Regions from separate parts of the Homo sapiens genome. Here region 1 is linked to region 2. The links are chromatin contacts, found by Hi-C in ENCODE. All regions are on one chromosome and are shown on one strand. Each heading gives the region's core, a stretch centred on a gene start or an enhancer-like site at or near the end of the contact. The rest is flanking DNA. Distances are from core to core; before and after follow the strand shown.

Region 1 (2,700 bases), core at 84-2,583, 98 kb after region 2:
TTAGCAGCTCCTCCTTGTAGTGGGAGGTATCATTCTTAATCTGGAGGGATAGGAAGCTTGAAGGCCGTTGCAGGAGTCCAGGAATGAATCAAGTGTTAGTGCTTGGTTTTCACAGATTGGTGGTGCCTAGCGTTTTGTGTGGCAGCAGCCAAAACTTTGTGGTTCCTGATTTCATAATTATAGATTTACATGTGATTAATAAGTGTGACAATTCAAACAGCAGGGGTTGTCATTTCAGAATAAGTGGTTGTTCTCAGAGAGGAATCTCATATGAGGGATCCATTTCCCAGGAAGTAGATGGAACCAATTGCTGGGCATGAGTACGTCTCTGATATCGACTATACAAATGATTATACAATGAAACACTATCTGGCCCACAGGTAGGGTTTTACTGTACTTTATTTCAGGTTCTGGAGTCAGAATCGGGTTTATTCTAATGTCTCCCCGGCAGTCAATAATTTGAGCCCCTTTCATTACTGTTAAGGCTGCAGCGGCTATCTTCAGAGCCTGTCAGGCTATGAGTAACTTGAGCTATGCAACGTGAAACCAGAAAGCACTAGTAAAGTACTTGTGAGTTCTAGAAATTTGACTTTTTTTTTTTTTTTTTTTGAGAAATTTAGGCCAGTGTGGTGACTCAAGCCTATAACCCCAGCACTTTGGGAGGCTGAGGCCGGAGGATCATTTGAGCCTGGGAGTTTGCGTTAGCCTGCCCCACATAGCAAGACCTTGTCTCTGCAAAAAAACCCCTAACATTTAAAAATAGCAGGGTGTGGCGGTGCACACCTGTAGTCTCGGCTACTGGAGAGGCTGAAGCGAGAGGATCACTTGAGCTCAGGAGTTCGAGGCTGCAGTGAGCTATGATTGCACCACTGCATTCCAGCCTGGGTGACAGAGCAAGACCCTCTCTCTTAAAAAAATAAAGGAAAAATGTACACTTAGCAGGGAAGTTGATTTAACCTAGTGAGAGCCTTAAGAGGTTTTGACTAGGACTCAAAAGAGTTTGGTTCTGACTCTACCAACCAGCTATGTGACCTTGAGGAAGTCACACTGTTTCCTCTTTACCAAAACGAGGGGACTGGACAAGACGGCCTGTGGTATTCTCAGAATCTTACGAAATGGAATAATATATACATAGATGGGTTTCCGTCAGTGTGGCCCTAAAGACAGGCCTCTCTGATCCTGTCTCTCTCTTCCAAGGCTCCTTCTTCACCCAGTAGGCTTCATTCTCTTTTCTGAGTCCTACCTCTGTGTCTTCACATGCGACAGCCACTATTACCCTGGCACTTTCCTTGTGTGTGTGTCACAGCCCTAGCGAGTTTCCTGCGGGGAAGGGCATTCCCAGCGCGGAGTGACTCCTTAGCCTGGCTCCTGGCCTGTCCTCAGCAAACCGCGGGTAGGGTGTGCCCCTGGTGGCCAGCCGAGGAACAGCAGTCGCCCCTGGAGGTCGGGAACTGCATCCACTTGAGCGGTCCCAAGCCACGGGTCAGAGAGGATTCGATGGTGGTGTTCTTTGCAGAAATGTTTCCCTTTCTGAGACAAACTAAAACTTTGTCTATCCTTTCGTCCTGTTATTTCTTTCCTATCAAGTGTGTAAGAATGTACATTTGACAGTGCATTCTAAAAGAGGTGAGAGTTAAAATGTTTCAAAATAAAGAGACAGTGACTTTGTTGTTTGAAAAATCAGTGCTTATATCTAAATTTGAGCAGACTTGCTGCTGTAACTCTTCAGACAAGTTGGCGTTGACGCTTGAGCCCTTTGTAGAGGATGATGAGTAAAGCTGAACATTGAGCATTGTCAAGTGACTTCTTCCCTTTTCCGCCTTCAAGGGCGTTTTGGGGCTGGCCTTGCAGGATTGATTTGTTGGCTGCTTTGAGACTTGTGTCCATTGTTTTGAGCACATCCCTTGGGAGAGTAAATGATAGATTCCAAAGGGGTGCTTTTCAGACCAGCGCCCCCACCGAGAAGATGCACCCTCAGCCCTGTGCCCCAGGGGCACGTGAGGGAACTGAGCAAGCACCTGCAGCCTAAGGAGGAAGGCCCCGGGGCACACAGAAACCAGGCGAGGTTTGTCACTGGGTGATAGGGTAAGCCTGGGTATCAAGGAATGAAAAAAAGGAGCAAATCGAGGAGTTGTCTCCTGAGCTCAGAGGGGCCACAGGTGGGGCAGCCCCATCACCACTGTGTGCTGGTCCTCCTGCCGTGTGCCTGGCCCTGCTTAAGAACTCCTGGAGGCCAGGGAGGGTGGAATGGTATCTCCCCGCCAATGGGGTCTAGCCTGCTGTTGGCATGGGAAAGGGAGGGTTTGGGGAATGCCTGTTGGGCGAGTGAAGAATGAGTGAATGAACGATTGAATGGAATAGCCCTGAGAAGGAGAATTCCTAAACTGTGATGGAGAAAGGTAGAAATGAGCGTGGTCGGTGTTGGGGAGAGGTCCCCACCCTGCCTCCTTGGCAGTTTGTAGGAATCAGCTGGCCTCATGAAAGTGTGCTGCCTGCTGTAAGGGGCAATTTCCTAATCTTCAAGGGCAGGGCAGGGCAGGCTGTCACAGTTCCTCAGTGTCCAGTTTCTTGGGGGCTACGTGGGCTACAGTCTGGCAAGGATTTGCTCCTCCACAGGGGGTCTTAAGAACAACTGAGATGAAAAGAGTTGTGGTTTGGGGGACTGCGAGGGAACATGAGCCAGAATCCATACTTGAGGTG
Region 2 (2,703 bases), core at 61-2,560:
CTTAGCCTCCCAAGTAGCTGGGACTACAGGTGCATGCCACCATGCTTGGCTGATTTTCGTATTCAAGTGTCAGTACCACACAATTTTAATCACTGTAGCTTTAAAATATATTAAAATATCTGATAGGGCCACTCTCCTCTTATACCATTTTTTTAAGATTTTGTCTGACCTTTATTGTTTGTTTGTCCTTCCTATGAAATTTAGAATTCATCAGTTTACTTTTAAAAATCCTGTTGATAGTTTTATTGGTAACATCAGTTTTGATCACTTATATTTTCTTAGAAAATTATCTATTCCACACACAGTAAATGTTTTTTTCACCAAAATCTCACTTATTAACTTACTGTTTAACAACAAATGTATGTTGACTCTCCTCTTGTTTTCTTGGTAACATTTGTACACAAATTGTCTATTTTCTTCAGCGAACCAGCTCTTGGATTTGTCTACCAAATGTGTTGTTTTATGTTTTCTAATTTATCCATTTTTTGCTCTTGACTTTATAATTTTTTCCCTTTGTTCCTTTTAGGAAAAAATAAATTAGAAGAAAAAAATCATTGTATATAAGAAATACCTGTTTTCAATGTAAATGAAGGTTTTATTTTTCATTTATTCACTGAATAATTTTTAAAGCCTCCATGTTCTGAATTTGGTACTAGCCAGTAAGAAAATAAAAATATCCTTTATATAGGGAAATAGAAATCATTCCAGCATATAAATGCTATCAGAGTCTCAGGAATGCTTTTCTGGAACATTCCAAAGCTGAATTGGCAGGCTCTGGCTTTTCTCTGGCTCGCATCCTCACCACCTGGATGGTTTCCCTAGTTATGATCTCCCTACCCATAATGGAACAAGAGTTCTTAGAACTGGGGTCGGCTGGGCACAGTGGCTCACGCCTGTAATCCCGTAATCCCAGCACTTTGGGAGGCTGAGGCATGGGGATCATGAGGTCAAGAGATGGAGACCATTCTGGCCAACATGGTGAAACCTGGTCTCTACTAAAAATACAAAAATCAGCCAGGTGTGGTGGCACACACCTGTAGTTCCAGCTACTCGGGAGGCTGAGGCAGGAGAATCGCTTGAACCCGGGAGGCGAAGTTTGCAGTGAGCCGAGATGGCGCCGCTGCACTTCAGCCTGGTGACAGAGTGAGACTCTGTCTCAAAAAAAAAAAAAAAAAAAAAGAGAGCTGGGGTTAATCATTCACCTGCATTGACCTGAGATGCCTTAGTCATGGTTAGTTCTCCCACACTTGTTCTTCAGAAACCTCTGAAACCACACCCTTGTGAGGTAAGAGGCCTTCCAGTCAACAAGTCATGCAGTTCTCTAGCTACCAGGGAAACCTGATTAGATACTAATAACAGGAACCTCTCGGCCAGATGGCATCCACTCACCTCTGTGCAGGGGTCAGGCATTTTAGTGTGCACTTCCTCAAACAGTCTAACCATTTCTCTTATGTGTTGTGCATGGTGTCAACCAGAACGAAAACTTCCCACTCTACAAGTGTATAAGGCAGTAAAAGATGCTGCTTTCACCTATGAGTTTCTGTAGCACACATGCTTCCTCTTCATGGCTTGATACCAGCACGGTGGATCCCACAAGGGCGTTTTAGCTTAGAGTCACTGCCCTCTAATGTTAGAGGTTAGAAATCACCCAGAGGCTGGTCCAACCTCTTTGCAAAGAGCAGATTGCTCAAGGACACAGGCATCTGGGAGAAGAGGGTGGTTACACACCCTTATTCCCAACACTTGCCATTCCCATCATGCCCCATATTTCTCATCTGTCAAAAACAGGAAGCAATAGCGTTATTGAATACTATTAGTGTGAGTACTAAAGAAGAAAATATATAATGTGCTTAGTGCAGTCACTATACAAAATTTAGGAAGTGTAGGCTTAAAAAATATTTTATTAAAAATGAGGTTTCACTGTGTTGCTCAGGTTGCACTAGAATTTCTGGGCTCAAGGGATCCTCCCACCTCAGCCTCCCACGTAGCCGGGACTCCAGGCACAACACCATGCCCTGCAGTGTAGGCTTACATTTTAAAAAACGTTTCATCTGGAATCTTCAACACTTCAATAGTCATGGTGTCCCTGTGTTCCTAGAACCAGATGGTAAAGAAAATAGAACAGTCTTGGGTTGCAAAAATTTAGGTATTTATCTCAGAAAACCAATGAGCTGGCTACATTTTTTTCTGCCTAAAAAATGTTCAGAGGTAGCAATCTGGCTGTAATCAGAGATGTATTTCATAGCAAACTTAGAGTTTTTACTTGGATATCATGTTAACTTGCATAGCATCTAAAACAGCACAGATTTTTATTCAATTTGCATAATATTGAGAAAAAGGTCAACTTTCCATACAAAAAATATCATTTTTGTGGATTACCGCTGGGAGGTGCTATGAAGGTAACAGGGTAGTTAAAGCCCTCTCTGGAATTCTTTTCTTCCACTACTGAACATCTTTGTGGTTTCTCTTAAAACAATTCAAAGCAGCAAACGTTTTTAACCAAAGCTTTAAATAAATTAAGCCCTGGGCCATTTTACAACTTATTTTCTACTCTCCCGCCTTCCAGCATGAGCTTAACAAGAAAATTTCAGTATCGAGTTCATAGAGTTTTTACCGTGGTGTATCCTCTGGTGACCTTTCAGTATTCATCTGACATTAAGCAATTGGAAGTCCTTGTCTGAACCAAGGATCGGTGGACTTTTT

What was found. Hi-C counts contacts between places; a loop is a spot of excess contacts on that map. Pooled maps may share reads with other maps.
Region 1: a map with no recorded cell type shows a loop between it and region 2 (8-fold over the local background). The contact joins two enhancer-like sites. A Hi-C loop is called at or near these places in 31 of 168 maps with a recorded cell type or tissue (Calu3, HCT116, HepG2 and 17 more), 10 of 37 single-sample maps with no recorded cell type and 29 of 50 pooled maps.

Annotation. Positions count from the first base shown.
Region 1 is chr18:9,770,263-9,772,962 of GRCh38, forward strand. All of the region lies in intron 1 of RAB31 (RAB31, member RAS oncogene family), which reads left to right. Among named protein-coding and RNA genes, the nearest start is that of RAB31, 63 kb to the left of the region's middle. RefSeq lists an enhancer at 1,103-1,152. Within about 2 kb of position 1,334, at least 19 of the 41 ENCODE cell types and tissues checked have a DNase peak (open chromatin) inside an H3K27ac peak, as active enhancers do; they include heart right ventricle, where a contact is called at or near this core.
Region 2 is chr18:9,672,066-9,674,768 of GRCh38, forward strand. No RefSeq gene overlaps it. Among named protein-coding and RNA genes, the nearest start is that of LINC02856, 27 kb to the left of the region's middle. RefSeq lists an enhancer at 1,336-1,385. Within about 2 kb of position 1,311, at least 16 of the 41 ENCODE cell types and tissues checked have a DNase peak (open chromatin) inside an H3K27ac peak, as active enhancers do; they include heart right ventricle, where a contact is called at or near this core.